Regions from separate parts of the Homo sapiens genome. Here region 2 is linked to region 1. A link is an interaction called in ENCODE POLR2A ChIA-PET data of the cell type or tissue named here. Cell type or tissue: IMR-90. All regions are shown on one strand. Links, peaks and the distances in the headings refer to the core of each region. The heading gives the core; the rest is flanking DNA. Region 1 holds the start of LINC02843 (long intergenic non-protein coding RNA 2843). Region 2 has its middle 15 kb from the start of NXNL2.

What was found. Peaks named below come from ENCODE experiments on the same cell type or tissue, not always from the same donor. Only the 100,000 strongest peaks of a DNase experiment are listed, where the experiment ranks them.
Region 2: POLR2A ChIA-PET joins it to region 1 with 10 read pairs; 2 of 35 experiments call an interaction of 5 or more read pairs at or near these places.

Annotation. Positions count from the first base shown.
Region 1 is chr9:88,647,261-88,655,593 of GRCh38, reverse strand. It overlaps LINC02843 (long intergenic non-protein coding RNA 2843), which reads left to right and starts at 3,434. Exons shown (of 4, transcript NR_144626.1): 1 at 3,434-3,633; 2 at 7,934-8,333. LOC105376135 (a long non-coding RNA gene) reads right to left here and starts at 3,745. Exons shown (of 2, transcript XR_930098.2): 1 at 3,528-3,745; 2 at 2,721-3,405. RefSeq lists an enhancer at 2,566-3,765. In IMR-90, for the core only: a CTCF peak has its summit at 3,134; DNase peaks (open chromatin) are centred at 1,433, 3,123 and 3,763; H3K4me3 peaks cover 270 bases; H3K27ac peaks cover 2,027 bases.
Region 2 is chr9:88,545,740-88,554,072 of GRCh38, reverse strand. It overlaps a transcript of NXNL2 not described here. Among named protein-coding and RNA genes, the nearest start is that of NXNL2, 15 kb to the right of the region's middle. In IMR-90, for the core only: no CTCF peak of the experiment used is centred there; no DNase peak of the experiment used is centred there.

The sequences.
Region 1 (8,333 bases), core at 108-8,107:
ACGGGAAAGTTCAAGTTCCTTGAAAGACCAACAAGGCCAAACCCTTGTTTGGTAAGCTGAGATCTGCACTCCAACCTGGGCAACAGAGTGAGACTGCCCCCTCCAGTGCTGGGCTTTGGCCATGCTGACCTTTCCTCTGTTCCAAGAAACAAGCCAAGGTCCTAGCACTATAGCACTCCTTCTCTCTGGAAGGCTCCTTCCCTCCCATTCCTAACCAACACTACCCTCCTTTAGGGCTTCTGTGATTGCCACCTGCCCCAGATCGCTCTAGTTCCCTGTGCATCATGGCTTCATGCCACCTCGTCTTGCACCTGCAAAGCACTTACACATTTCATGAAGCCAGGGACCATGTCTCTTTCTTTGGTATCTCTATCCTTCACTTTCTTATTTTTATAAATTTAAGGGGTACAAGTGAAGCTTTGTTATGTGGCTATATTGCATAGTGATAAAATCCAGGCTTTTAGTGAAACCATCCCCTGAATAGTGTAGATCATGCCCATTGAGTAATTTCTTATTCCTCACTCTCCTCACCCTCCCACCCTTCCCAGTTCCAATGCCTATTATTCCACACTCTGTGTCCACGTGTACACTTTATTTAGCTCCCACTTATGTGAGAATATGTGGTATTTGACTTTCTGTTTCTGATCTGTTTCACTTAACATAACAGCCTCCAGTTCCATCCTTGTTGCTGCAAAACATGATTTTCTTCTTTCTTATAGCTAAGTAGTATTCCTACATATATATATACACATTTTTTTTATCCAATCATCCATTGATGGACACTTAGAATGATTCCATATCTTTGTGATTAGATGCTCAGAAATACTTGTTGAAACATGGCTAAATCATACATACCAGGCTCCTTCTTTATTTCTCTCTCTCTCTCTCTCTCTCTCTCACCTCTGCCACTTTTAGCAACAGCTGCATTCCAAGCAGGAAGACGGAGGTACAGGTTGAGTGTGTATCCCTCGCCCAAAATGTTTGGGACCAGAAGTGCTCTGAATTTTGATTGTTTTCAAGTTTTGAAATATATGTATTACACTTACTGGTTCAGCATCCCTAACACAAAAATCTGAAATGCTCCAATGAGCATCTCTTTGAGCATCACATCAGCACTCAAAGCGTTTTGAATTTTGGAGCATTTTGGATTTCGGATTTTCTCACTAGGCATGCTCAGCCTGTATCAGAAGAGGCTCAGCCAAAGCCACTTCCCTGCCTTAAACTGAGCTCCATGGCCATTCTCAGCTATGAGGGCTTGATAAAGATTAAGTTTTATTTATCTTTGCAGCCCCTACAGCAAGTAAAGATGAGCAAAAAGAGGTTAAACTCAGAACTAAAATGTCTAGAGCCACCTCCATCTACCCCACTGCAATGAAAACACAAGGACATAAGCATTTACTGCAGTATTGTTCCCAGTGGCAAAAAGCTGGAACTCAAATAAACGCCTAATGACAGAGGAATGATGAAAGAAATTCTGGCTCATACACACCACAACCTATTACACAGCCACTGAAAAGAATGAATTAGAGCCACATTGATGACTCTGGGAGATTTCCATGAGCAATTACAGAGTAAATGAAACCAAATGCAGAAAAAAAAAGTCTGTTTTATTATCCCATTTCTAACAAAAATGAAGAAAAGCACTCTCTAACATCTGTGCACATACATGCAGGTAAGCGCGAGTGAGCTGAAAATTATAGGCCACATACTGTTATCATGAGTTACCTGTGCAGAAGGCAGAGAGAAAGTTTGGGAAAGGAAAGAGAAGAAGAAGAGCAAAGAACAAAAAGAAAATTTTTGAAAAGAAATGTTATAATATGATCCATTAATGTATTAACTTAAAGATATATGTGTGTTCATATGCACGAAGAGAAAACTTTATATGTTGTCTCTTCTTTTCTGTCTCTTAAATCAGGCTTGCAAGACTTTGGCAATTTCCCACTTGTTTTGAATCCTCAGAAAATATCGTATCTCCAGAAAGTAAACAAAAATTGACCAGATAGCATTCCCTTAATGCAGTTCCAGTGACTGTTCTGGATAAGAAAACAACACTTCTACATTCAAACCCCCAATTGCCATTTGAATCTCATCAAATGAAATTTTAGTTTTTCTTTCTAGCTTATGTTTTTCCCTGGAGAAACAAGTCTATAAATGTTTAAAACTGGCACTACTTCTCATAGTGAATAAAATATTGTTGTGTAGAAAACTGGCTCCAGGAAATTAAAAATCAATATACTTTGAGAACTAAAATAGGATGGAAAAGTTGCTTTGTCCAGATTGCAATGGCCAGGCAATGCAAAACAAAAGAATTGCTATTATAAAATGAGAATTACAAGAGAGCATTTTTCAGCTTTGTATGAGAAATGCAATTGACCGAGTGAAAAAAATTAACCCTGTTTGTGTTTCATTCAAGTGGCCATCTCTGCAACTTACTGCTAATTTGCCTTCTTTGAATTTACCATTCCTGGTGGCAAAATCATTTGCTCAGAATTGTTCTAGTATTGCCCAGTCATACTTTTCTAATTAAGATTCCTTGCTGAATGTTCTAACTTTGACCTCATTTCAAAGTTACTTTCATTTTAAAGCTTGACTCAAGATCTTCAATTCTTATATCTTAAAAATCTTAAATGTTTTCTGTTTCTGTTATTAACTATACTAGGTTAGGGATATTTAAAATAACAGCTGATAATATGGTTTTTAAAAATTGTGAGAATGATTGCTAATGTCTGGCTCTCACTTTATTAAGAGGACATGGGAGCCTTTGAAAGATGGCTTGCCTGTCTACCTAGGGCTGACCCCCAGGTCCAGATTTGAGAGTCTGGGCTGGCTGACTGCTGGGTGGCTTTGGTAGAAGCTGGCTTGTCTTCTGGTTCCATTTTTCTCTCCACCCCAGTATCTTGGGTTACTCTGGAAAACTATGCGATGCCCATGTGCGCACCCAGTTAAAGGGCATTCGAGTCTTTGCCCGTAGAAATTTCATAAATAGAATATGTAATGAGCCATGCATGTCTTATCGCTAAGGAATCCAGGGGAATCTGAAACTTGGATGACAAAGTCTCTTATGGGTCTTTCCTTCTCACACCACTTGATACAGCACGACTATCTTGAAGTCAGCCAGCGGCCTGCAGAGGCGGTCTTTCCATCTGTTTCAGAAAACCCGGTGGCTTGTGCAACCTGGGAAACTTGCCCACAGCCATCCCACGTGGTGAGTCAGCTCTCTGGCTCCATTATCTACTGTCTCTTCCCAGATGTGACTCCCTGTTTAGGAGCAAGCAAAGTTATGGGGACCCAGGGGAGAAGCAGACACTCACCTAATGCACAATCCTGCTGAGAATTTACCCAAACCCAAGGAGGTGGAGATGGAGTAGAGCTTGAGTCCTTTCCACGACTGTTAACTGAAGATTTCTGTTGTGACATCACATAGAATTTTGACTAGCATTCACCAAGGATGAACTGAAAGCAGGATCTGTCTCACCATACACTGAGAACTGTAGAATATGCAAGGCACATGGAACTTATTTTCTTACGTATAAAAGCGTGTATATGCTCCTTATACATCTGTCCTAATGCTTTCCAACAGTCCTCACTCTAAGCCTCACCAAGACCCAGATGAGGAAACAAAGGCACAGAGGGGTGAGTCACTTGACCAAGTCACAGCACTGGAAAGGAACAGAGTTTCTGTGTTTCCTTCTCCAAGAGAAGCACTCTTGGCTATAGTGCTTCTGATTAACCAGTGATTCCCATACAGTGGTCCCTGGGCCAGCAGCATCAAAATCACCCAGGAACTTGATAGAGGTGAAAAGTCACTGAATAAGACTTACTGAATCAGAAACTCTGGGGAATGTGGCCCAGAAATATTTGTTTGAACAAGCTTGTCAGGTGATTCTCATGCACACTACAGTTTGAGGAATATTGAACTAGGCCTTTGGAATGAGGTTTTTCATTACTGAGTGTTTTAGGGGAATTCTTGGGCAAATATCAGAAGAGATTCACTAGGAGTCATTTCTGGGTACAAGTTAATAAATAGGTTTCCTTTCTGAGGTACTACATGCAATAGTCAGAACTGTAAGAAAGTATATTTATGAACATATCAATAAAAAATGTATTCACTCTGTGAAAATAATATTCCCCTTAGAAAAGCGTTCACATGAACTTGGTGATTGATCTCATAGGGTGCAGTCGGGAGGGGTCAAGAGTCACCCCACATCTTGTATCTCAGGTCAGCCCACTTCTTTCCATCTCTGCTCCCATCCTGGCCCCAACTATGCTCATCTCTCACTCAGAAATCTACAGTGGCTTCCTAACTCGACACCCCTTCTATTCTGAAGCTCATTCAAGCTGTTCTTCACATTGAAGCCAGAGTGATTTTTCTGCAAATCTGAGCTTAAGTAAAGCCCTTAAAGAATTACTATTGTTCACAGGATACAGAACAAAATGCCTAACAAAGCCCCTGAGTCAGTGGGACATGGTCTGCCCATCCCTTTACCCCAAGAGACATAGAATGCAATTCTCCATTTCACTGCTTGCTCCTAGTCACCCCAGCAATCTTTTATTTTCTTAAAAACACATAGCCTTTTATGCCTCAGCTACTTTCACGTTTGTCCCTCTTCTTTAAATGTTTTTCCCCTCATTTCACTGTTTAAGCCATATATACCCTTCAAAATTCAGTTCAAACCTCACTTCAAGAAAACCTTTATGTTTTCACCAGAGAGCTTACAGTGTTTGGCATCCCATCAAATATTATCAGGCATGAAAGGAAGGAAAAAAAGCCCCGTAATGGGCCGGGTGCAGTGTCTCACGCCTGTAATCCCAGCACTTTGGGAGGCCAAGGCGGGTGGATCACGAGGTCAGGAGATCAACACCATCCTGGCTAACATGGTGAAACCCCATCTCAACTAAAAATACAAAAAATTGGCCGGGAGTGGTGGCGGGCACCTGTAGTCGCAGCTACTCGGGAGGCTGAGGCAGGAGAATGGCGTGAACCTGGGAGGCAGAGCTTGCAGTGAGCCGAGATGATGCTGCCGCACTCCAGCCTGGGCGACAGAGAGAGACTCTGTCTCAAAAAAAAAAAAAGAAAAAAAAAAAAAGAAAAAAAAAAAAAAGCCCCGCAATGAAGAGAAAAATCAACAAATTGAAACAGTCCCAGAATGGGCACAGATGTCAGAATTAGCACACAAGGACATTAAAACATTGTTATAACTGTATTCCAGAAGTTCAAAAACTTAACTAGACACATGAAAGATATTTTTTAAAAAACACCCAAATTGATGGGATGTGGTGGCTCACACTTGCAATCCCAGAACTTTGGGAGGCCAAGACAAGAGGATCGCTTTAGCCCAGGAGTTTGAGGCTGCAATGAGCTATGATAGCTCCACTGTACTCCAGCCTGAGGGACACAGTGAGACCCTGTCTCTTAAAAAAGATTTTAAAAAAAGATCCAAACTGAACTTTAAGTGAACTGGAAGACATAACAATAGAAACTATTCAAAATGAAAAAGACAAAAAGAATTTAAAAGAAAAACACAAAATAGCAACACTGAGTGGCAGGACAGTTTTATGTGACATTCATATCTCGTGTGCAAAGGGCTCCTTAAGCATATTTGATCTATGGCTTTATAATTTTATCAAATTTGGAGATTTTTCAGTCATGATTTCTTCAAATATTTTTTCTGCCCTTCCCGCAACCTCTCTCCTTTACAGACTCTAGTTACACACATATTATAAGAAATATTGAAAGAAGTCTTCTAGGCAGAAGGAAAATGAAATGAAAACCAGATGAATATGAATGAACTGTACCAGAAATGATAACTATTAAATACATTGGTAAATATATATACTTTAGAATTTAAATCTTTTGAAAATATAATTGTTTAATCAAGAGTAATACCAATGTACTATGGAGTTCGTAACATACATAAAAGTGAATGTATGACAACAAAACCATAAAGACTATATAGGTGGAAAAGGGCAAATAGAAGTATATTATTTAAGCTTCTTATACTGTCAGTGAACCTGTATAATATGACTTGAAGGTAGACTATATTAAGTTAAATATTTTAAACCCTATAACAACTAGTAAAAGAACAAAACAAGGAGTTACAGCTAAAATCCAACAAAGAAGATAAAATGGAATCATAAAAATTTTCAATTAACTTTTAAAAAGGCAAAAATAGAGGAAAAGGGTAACACAGAATAAACGTTACAAATAGAAAGCAAATAGCAGGAGGAGATACTTAGACCTAACCACAGCAATAATCATATTAAGTATAAACGGTTTAAACACCACAATAAAAAGTCAGAGATTGTCATATTGAATCAAAAAAACAAGACCTAATAAACACAAGAAATTCTCTTTAAATATAAATAGACAAACTGATTAAAATTAAAATGTTCAACAACGATACACTGTGCTAACCCTTCTCAAAAAAAGACTGGATGGCCGGGGGCAGTGCTCACACCTGTAAACCCAGCAATTTGGGAAGCCAAGGCAGGCGGACGACTTGAGGTCAGGTGTTCAAGACCAGACTGGCCAATGTGGTGAAACCCCATCTCTACTAAAAATACAAAAATTAGCCAGGCATGGTGATGAGTGCCTGTAATCCCAGCTACTCAGGAGGCTGAGGCAGGAGAATCACTTGAACCTGGGAGGCAGAGGCTGCAGTGAGCCAAGATGACGCCACTGCACCCCAGCCTGGGTGACAGAGGGAGACTCTGTCTCAAAAAAAAAAAAAGACTGAAGTGGCTATATTAATATCAGACAAAGTTGATTTCAGATTAAAGAATATTTCCAGTGATAAAGAAGGAATTGGAAATGACTTTATACACTCTTGTATTATTTGAAAAAAATCAAATAATACAACGTGTAGCCTATTTGTGCATTTGAACATGTACCTATTTAGTAATTTAAACATTCAACACACTTTTCTTTAGGCTACTCCCTATACCTAGCACTGTTTAGGTATTGAAAAAAAAGGGGGGGGCGGATAAAGAAGTTGGACACAGCCCCAGACCTAGGGGAGCACAATCTGTTAGGGAGACAAGACACTAACTTTTTTTTAAGCTAATAAAAGATGTGTCAGATGTTAATTGAAAAATGGAAGTTCAGAGAAAAGAATATTTCTGGCACCATAGCAATTAGGGAAAGTTTCTAGAAGAGAGCTAAACCCCAAGAGTATGCACAGATAAAGAGAAAGAGGGAGGAAGAAAAGCATTTTATAATAATTGGAAAAATTTTAATTTATGTGGCTGGGTAGGTTTTCACTTTGCTTTTTTCCTCCTACTCGAGCAGAGGGACCATTTTGGTCTCATTGCTTCCAGGCTTTCTGGCTTTTGTGGAGAGTGGTTTGGGTGGATGCAGGGGAGCTGCTCTGGTGAAGGAGCCATGGCTGTGCAGGCCTTCCAGCAACCTACAGAGAAATAGCAAAGCCCTGGCCGCATGGAAGCCTGCCTGTCTTGCCATCCTTGGAAAGACTGGTGTGCCTGAATGCGGGGCATAAAACAACACATGTTTTTACACCCCATCCCAGGACAATGACTAAGACCAAGACCAAGTTATTACCTGTGTATAGAGATGACAAAGATCAACTGGGCACCAACCACCACCTTGAGAGTGGGTCACTACACAAGCCCCACAAATTTCACCCACCTCCACAGTGAGGGGACCCCAAAAGAGATGGAACTACCCTGCTCCACCAGCTCAGGGGAATGAGGCCTGAAGTAGATACTAAGTTGAATTACAGGTGATTTTTTAAAAACCTACACATCTGAGTTTGGGGGCTGAGATTTGTGTTCATAATACATATCAGCAGCTCAATAGTTAGAATCATTTTCTGATAATAAGATGATTACTCTTTCTTCTTTCTTAGGTACATTGAAGGAGGTCAGTTTGGAAAACCACAGTGTAGACACTTATTCTCTCTCCTTTGTGTTTCAGATAAACTCAGAGCAGGAAGACAGCAAGGAATAGCAGTGAAAAGCATGGTGCTTAATCCAACCCCTTACTCACTGCTGAGACCTGGAAATGTGTTCATCAGCTACAAAACAGGAGAGATGATAACTCATTATGTATATGTGATGATAAACAGAGACAATATATTGAAGAGCTTATATGAGTGGCAGACACGGGACATGCTTCCCTGTGGCTGGCCAGCGTGTCATCTTCTCCATGTGTCCAGAGAAAAGCTTTGCAAATCAACCTCTCGATGAATGATGACGGCACCAGTGAAATCAGGGGAGGCAGAAAATCATGTTAGTTTGGTTTATAATGCAAGAAGTTACAGAACACAGAGTGCTCAAAACTAAGAATGTGCTAGTTGTATAACAGGGTCCTTCTT
Region 2 (8,333 bases), core at 124-8,123, 100 kb after region 1:
ACGATGAGTTTCATGTCAGCCCAGGCCTGGAGAGAGAAGAACCAAACGCCTGTTGAATGAATGAATGGATGAATTAATTAATTGATATCTAAAACCTTGTACTAATACAATACATTTACCTGAAGATGATTATTTGTAACAAAATCATGACAACACATACATAAGGAAAGAGGAATAAAGATCATTACTTTTCTGTTTCAGAAAGTGAAAATAGAAAAGCAAAAAGAACATAGGAATGAAAAGTGATGTCTCTTATGCCTTATCACTGCAAATGTTTACCCAAAAAAACCATAAGGCTTTAATCTTGAGGATTTATTCCAGGTAAATATATCTGGAATAATATCAGATCTTTTACATGAAGTATAAAGGAGATATGATTTCTTATGTCCCTAGCCAGCCCTCTCTCTGTCACTCCACAGCTAGATAAGAAAAATGTTCTTCTTACCCTGTTGGACTCTCCACCTCCCTGACCCGCTAGAAAGAGCCTCTGGGTTAGACCCAGCTGCTGATGTAGCACCAGGAGAAAAAAATAAAGCGATGCAGATTCAACCAGACATGCTGCAACACGCTATGTAGCAAGGAGTTCAGAGACAAGGAGAAGGAGGGTGGGGAGCAGAGCCACATGGGCTGGGCCTCAAAAGGAGTGATGGAAGACTCTGGAGGGCTATTTGGGGAGGAGAAGCATGGGTTTTTTGTTGTTGTTGTTGTTGTTGTTTGGGCTTTTTTGAGACAGAATTTCACTCTTGTCACCCAGGCTGGAGTGCAATGGCACAATCTCAGCTCACTGCAACCTCCGCTTCCCGGGTTCAATCAATTCTCCTGCCTCAGCCTCCTGAGTAGCTGGGATTACAGGCGCACATCACCAAGCCGGGCTAGCAAAGGAGGTTTTAGATGAGTAGCCTTGGGTTGTGAAGTGGATCTCCTCAATTATTTTTCAAATGATGCAAGTAACAATTGGAGTTTGCTTTTTGCAATTATTACGGCATTCACTGAAGGCAAGACTGGGTCCCATGGGACATTAGATTATAGATGGGTTTTTCATGTGGAGTGGAAGGATATCATCCAGGATTTCAGATCTAAGATTCCTAGCTAGCTGCCCCTAGTTTAAAATCATCCTTTTAGGTCTTAGTCGTGGGCAATTTTTCCACCACTTCCTACCTCTGGTGTAAAGTGGTCAGATTCAACTGGGCACAATTGTTCTCATTCTCATACTCCAATGGCAAAGTCAGACAGATATTGTGGAAATAACTTTGAACTTGTCATTACAACTGTAGAGGTATTATAAAGGTTAAGAATGCATGTTTCACCGGGCGCGGTGGCTCATGCCTGTAATCCCAGCACTTTGGGAGGCTGAGGTGGGCGGATCACGAGGTCAGGAGATTGAGACCATCCTGGCTAACACGGTGAAATCCCGTCTCTACTAAAAATACAAAAATTAGCTGGGCGTGGTGGTGGGCACCTGTAGTCCCAGCTACTCGGGAGGCTGAGGCAGGAGAATGGCGTGAACTCAGGAGGCAGAGTTTGCAGTGAGTGGAGATCGCCATTGCACTCCAGCCTGGGTGACAGAGCGAGACTCCATCTCAAAAAAAAAAAAAAAAACATGCATGTTTAAAGCAGAAAACTAGATTCACATGGCATTTTGTCAGTTCACTAAATTAAGTAAAATTTTAAAAGGAGTCTTCCTTGTAAAATTACAAACATAAAATTAACTTTTCTCAACAATCAGGCAAATAGGCAGTTTAAACACATGCATGCAATTTCACTCCCTAATAGAGCCATTGAAATGACAGCAAAGGGATTTGTTTTTTTAATGATGGGGAAAACAAAAGAGTAAACAAAACAAAAACATGTTTGGAAGCTGTAAAAGCGGAAGGGGAGTGGAGGCTGACTCCACAGACACACAAGCGTGATCTGGGCCAGAGCTGGAAAATGTGAGAACCAACTGGTTTATCCCAAGTAATCCTCAAATGACTGGGAGCCAGTGGCTCCAGAAGCCCCCTTGAAGTAGTAATACAGGCACCTATAAGGAAGAGTGTGATGTGTTTACAAAGTGGTTTGATCTCCAGGCTCCCTCCCACCTCCACATGCTGAGTGATTGAACTTACCACCCCTGAGGTGACAAATGGGCTCTCTTGGTTGAGAAATACGTGGCTGAAAGTAAGAGTGCCAAAATGAAATCAGGGTAATTTCATGAAAAGGTATGATCCTACCCAGCTCCCAGAACACTGAGCCTTTCATCCCTCCTCCTGATAGGAGATAAGAGGATGCTTTCTGGTAAATGTGACAAGCCAGAAAGAGCAATCTTGCTAACAGAATGGCCCCAGCAGGATCACTCTATAGGGGAGCTCAGCGTTAACAAGCCCCACTGATGTTCTGCTAAGTCCCTCCCAAAATAAACAGGAGAGAGAAGCAACAGGGGAAGGGGAAGGGGAAGCCACTTGGGGTGAACAGAAACTGTGCAGAAAGAAGACATTTTAAAAATATGGTTAATATCCTTAGAGAGGTATGAGGAGATACTGCTTTCATGGAACTAGAACAGAATGCCATGAAAGAGAGATAGGAAGGGAAAGGAGGGAGAGAAGAGAGACAGAGAGAAACTGACTCAGACAACAAAGAACTCTTTATATGTATTAAAATCATGATAGCAGATAAAGGGCTAGAAGATAAATTTGAGGAAATCTCTCAAAAAGTAGAACAAAAATAAAAAGAGATGGCAGATAGAAGAGAAAAATATAAGGATGTTAGAGGTCCAATCTAGAAAGTCCAACATTCAAAAACTAGGAAATGCCGAAAGACAAAGCCAACCAAACAGAAGACAGAAAATTAAGAAAAATAACTCTGAGACATTTCCCAGAAGAAAACGAGTGTGTTTCCAGACTGAACAGCTCCCAAGAGCCAACAGGCCCTACGGTGAAAACAGAGGCTTGCTAAGGCATCATGAAAGTATAGAACAACAGGCAAGGAGAATATCTGACAAGTTCTGAGAGAGAATAGACCACGCTTGAGATGCAGCAGGGACCCCTCTTGGAGGCCTGCCACCCCCGACAAGCATGGAAATAAAGGAACATCTTGAGTTTCTTTAAGGGAAATTCCAGGCACCTACCCAGCCTTGAGAAGTAAATAAGCAACCTAGAAAACAAGAAGGTGACGAGAGCCTCACACAATAGCCAAGGAAGTCTGAGCCACAGAATGTTCGGTTCCCTACAGAAACTAAAGATTACACCTTAACAATATTCTTGAGTTGCTTTTCAGAAACCTGGACCATACCAAATGGAAAATGTCATCTACTGGCACATAGACCTCAGAGAAGAGAGAATTGAGGACTGAACTGTGACCACTGTTCTCTATTCCAAATTTCTTCCTACTAAGGGTCCTGGAGGAAGTCACACCCACAGGCCAGAGCTCAAGATTCCTTTCTGCTGACCCCAAGTTTTTAGACAAAGCTTAACCAATAACAAGTCAGAAAATCTTTGAATCTACCTATGACCTATGAGCTTCCCTGCTTCAAGATGTCCCACCTTTTTAGGCCAAACCAATGTGTAGCTTCCATGTATTCATTTATTACTTTGCATGTAACCTCTGCCTCCCGCCTTTAAAAACCCTTACATGTAAGCCATTAAATTTGTGTCTTAAGCCTGAGCTGCCTGATTCTTGTTGGCACCTCACAATAAATGCCTCACTTTCTCTCACTGCCATCACCATGTTAGTGTTTAGCTTTGCTGTGCTGGGTGGGCAGACCCAGGTCCAGCTTGGTCACTGATGTAGTTTGGATGTGTGTCCCTTCCCAAATATCATGTTGAATTGTAACTCCCATTGTTGGAGGTGGGGCTTGGTGGGTGGTGATTGGATCATGGGGGTGGATTTCTCATGAATGGTTTAGTGCCATTCTCTTGGTATTGTCCTTGCAATAGTGACTGAGCTCTTGCAAGATCTGGTAGTTTAAAAGTGTGTGGCAGGCCGGGCACTGTGGCTCACGCCTGTAATCCCAGACCTTTGGGAGGCCGAGGTGGGCAGATTACCTGAGGTCAGGAGTTTGAGACCAAAATGGAGAAATCCCATCTCTACTAAAAATACAAAAAAATTGGCCAGGCGTGGTGGCCCATGCCTGTAATCGCAGCTACTCAGGAGGCTGAGGCAGGAGGATCACTTAAACCTGGGAGGCGGAGGTTGCAGTGATAGCACCACTATACTCCAGCCTGGGCAACGAGTGCAAAACTCCATCTAAAAAAACAAAAAAAGTGTGTGGCACCTTCCCCCTCCCTTTCTTGCTCCTGCTCTGGGCATGTAACATGCCTGCTCGCCTTTCACCTTCTGCCATGGTTGTAAGCTTCCTGAGGCCTCCCAAGAAGCTAAGCAAATGCCAGCATCATGCTTCCTGTAAAGCCTGCAGAACCATGAGCCAGTCTCAGGTATCTATAGCAATGCAAGAATGGCCTAATACAGTAACCACTCACAGGGCCAGGAGTCACAGTGTAGTTGGATCTCTCAACAATAACAAAGAAACAAAAAAAAGCTATGAGGTGGTGCCTTCAAATCACTGAAGGAAAGTACTTCCAACCTAAATTCTGCACCTGCCACTCATCCAGTGAGTACATATAGAATGGAGGCTTTTCAGACTCAGGAGGCTTCAAAGAGTTTGCCCCCTTTCACCTGTTCTTAGGAAACTATTAGAGGATGTATTCCAACAAAACAAGGGTGGAAACCAAGAAACAGAATGACAAGAAAGAGAAACTCAATGCAGGAGAGAGCCGTGGAGCAGCCCGGGGATCATTCCAAAGGGTGACATCGGGTTGACAGATGTACCAGGAACATAGCTCACCAGAACCTATGGAGATGTTGGGAGGCTTCAGCACAGGTTTCTTCAAGACGATAGAAGGGACAGACCAATGGATGTGTCTGCATATCTCGAGAGGAAACCTGGATAGCCAGTGGAGGGTTCAGGTTAGACTACTTATAGGCGCTGTCTTTGTCTGTTCAGGCTGCTATCACAAAATACCACAGACGAGGCTGTGTATCATAATAGAAATGCATTGCTCACAGTTTTGGAGGCTGTAAGTCCAAGGTCAAAATGGCAGTAGCTTCTGTGTTTCCTAAGGGCCCACTTCTTGTTCACAGATGGCATCTGCTCACTGTGTCCTCATATATTAGAAGGGGTAAGGGTCTCTCCTAGGAGGACACTACTCCCATTTATGAGGGCTCCACCCCACCCTCCTGACCTAATCACCTCCCAAAGGCCCCACCTCCTAACACCACCATCACCTAGGGGTTAGGACTTCAACACATGGATTATACCGGACAGAAACATTCAGGTCATGGCAAGTACATAGAATAAAATACACACACAAAGCAAACAGCCAGATAAGATAATTCCTTTTTTTTTTTTTTTTTTTGAGACAGAGTCTTGCTCTGTTACCCAGGCTGGAGTGCAGTGGTGCCATCTCGGCTCACTGCAAGCTCCGCCTCCCAGGCTCAGCCTCCCACCTCAGCCTCCTGAGTAGCTGGGACTACAGATGCATGCCACCATGCCTGGCTATTTTTTTTTTGTATTTTTAGTAGAGACAGGGTTTCACCATTTTAGAGACAGGGTTTCACCATATTAGCCAGGATGGTCTCCATCTCCTGACCTCGTGATCCACACACCTTGGCCTCCAAAAGTGCTAGGATTACAGGCATGAGCTACAGCACCCAGCTTTTTTTTTTTTTTTTTTTTTTTTTTTTTTTTTTTTTTTTTTTGAGAAAAAGTCTTCCTCTTGTTGCCCAGGCTGGAGTGCAATAGTGTGATCTTGGCACACTGCAACCTCCACCTCCTGGGTTCAAGCAATTCTCCTGCCTCAGCCTCCTGAGTAGCTGGGATTACAGGCACCTGCCACCACGCCCAGCTAATTTTTGTATTTTTAGTAGAGACGGGGTTTCACCATGTTGTCCAGGCTGGTCTTGAACTCCTGACCTCAGGCAATCCACCCACCTCGGCCTCCCAAAGTGCTGGGATTACAGGCGTGAGCCACCACACCTGACTCATCAGATAAGATCATTCTTTTTTCTTTATTTTTTTTTTAAGATGGAGTTTCGCTCTTTGTTGCCCAGGCTGGAGTGCAGTGGTATGATCTCGGCTCACTGCAACCTCTGCCTCCTGGGTTCAGCGATTCTGCTGCCTCAGCCTCCCGGGTAGCTGGAATTACAGGTGCCCGCCACCATGCCTGGCTAATTTCTGTATTTTTAGTAGAGACAGGGTTTCACCACATTGGCCAGGCTGGTCTTGAACTTCTGACCTTAGGTAATCCACCCACCTCGGCCTCCGGAAGTGCTGGGATTATAGGCATGAGCCACCATGCCCAGCCCAGATAATTCTTAAACAAAAATGCAGGAGAGAAGGGTAATTCAGTTTACCAAATGGCTCAAAGATTCTAGATAGCTGGCAAAGTGGAGATGACTAAAACAGAGGCTCTTTTCAATCAAAATTAGCATAGGACACCCTACTGAAAGGATGGGGTTTTAAGGTACCTCCATGGTGTTTGTAAATTCGGCCTAAGTCAGTCCAGCCCAATAGAGCATAATTCTCCTGACTGGTGAGCTCTGTGTCACCCCTCTTCTTCCTTTCTCTAGGAATGTCTGTGTCTGTGTGTGTGTTTGTGGTGTGTGTAGGTTATATGTGTGGTGTATACGTGTGTTCTCTCAGTGACTGCCCCTCTCCAGTGCACAGTGACCAGCATTTCATGAGTCTCCCTGAGGTCTGCACGCGCTCCTGCAGGAATGCCAGTGGCTAGGCCTCTCCTGGGAGAGGGGAGGGCCCCCACCTGCCCCAGGCCTGATGGCTTGTGGAGCACCCTGGGCTTTGATAAAGATGCCCCAGTTGTGGGCTGAAATCAGTGAAATGACTTCAACAAATTCAGTGGACAAGACACCTTTGCAGAGCCATGCTTCTCAGATGTTAGCGCCCACGGGGCTCACCAGGGAGTCTGGATGAGACGTGGGCCTGGGCTGGGTCACGATGCTGCATGTCTTTCAACCCCTGCCCCATGGTGCCCACATCACACTGCCACTGCTTGTCTATGTCCACACGCAGGGTGGCAAGTGTATAAAGATGAAAAGCAATGTGTACACACGGAAAAAATAAAAAGGTGGTGACTTTAGGGGACATATAGATGGACTAAAACATCCATCATGGCTTTCCCTCAGGATGATGGAATCTTTTTCCTGATGTTCGTCCACAGTGAGCACGTATTGCTTCTGGAACACAAGGGGCACAAGGCACTTGTAGAAATAGTCACAAATTACACAGTTCTCGGAAAGAAGGCTGGAATACTTTGCCTTACGTCAAGAAAAATTGTTTGGGATGTTATAATATTAAAGTATGTGTCGGCCAAGCGTGGTGGCTCATGACTGTAATCACAGCACTCTGGGAGGCCGAAGCGGGTGGATCACTTGAGGTCAGGAGTTCGAGACCAGCCTGGCCAACATGAAGAAACCCCATTTCAACTAAAAATACAAAATTAGCCGGGCTTGGTGGCAGGCGCCTCTAATCCCAGCTACTCGGGAGGCTGAGGCAACAGAATCGCTTGAACCCAGGAGGCAGAGATTGCAGTGAGCCAAGATGGTGCCGCTGCACTCCAGCATGGGAGACAGAGACTCTGTCTCAGAAAAAAAAAAAAAAAAAAAAAGAATGTGTCTTCAGGGAGTAATAATGGTTCAAAGGACACATCACTCTCCCAGCCCTAGGTGACGAAGGCCCATGTCCTACAGGGCCAGCCCAGCCGAGGTGGACCCTGCCTCTCCCTCTAGTCACCCCAAAGCAAAATCTTCCAGCCCACAAACACCAACACAGTTCTTGGCAGTTACAAGCACGTTTACCAGGAGGGCCGTTTCTCTACCTTTTAAAAGTGTGTGGTTGTGGTTCTCACACACACACACACACACACACACACACGAACACTCAGTTTATGGATACTCTACATGCAAGAGATGTCCACCCAGTTCCCAAGAATGTGTGATTAAAAATATCATAATTAGGCCGGGCACGGTGGCTCATGCCTGTAATCCCAGCACTTTGGGAGGCCGAGGCGGGTGGATCACCTGAGGTAAGGAGTTCGAGACCAGCCTGACCAATATGATGAAACCCTGTCTCTACTAAAAATACAAAAATTCGCTGGGCGTGGTGGCGGGCGCCTGTAATCCCAGCTACTCGGGAGGCTGAGACAAGAGAATCACTTGAACCCAGGAGGCGGAGGTTGCAGTGAGCTGAGACCGCGCCATTGCACTCCAGGCTGGGCAACAAGAGTGAAACTCCATCTCAAAAAAAAAGAAAAGAAAAAGCCATAATTAAATAAATATTTCAT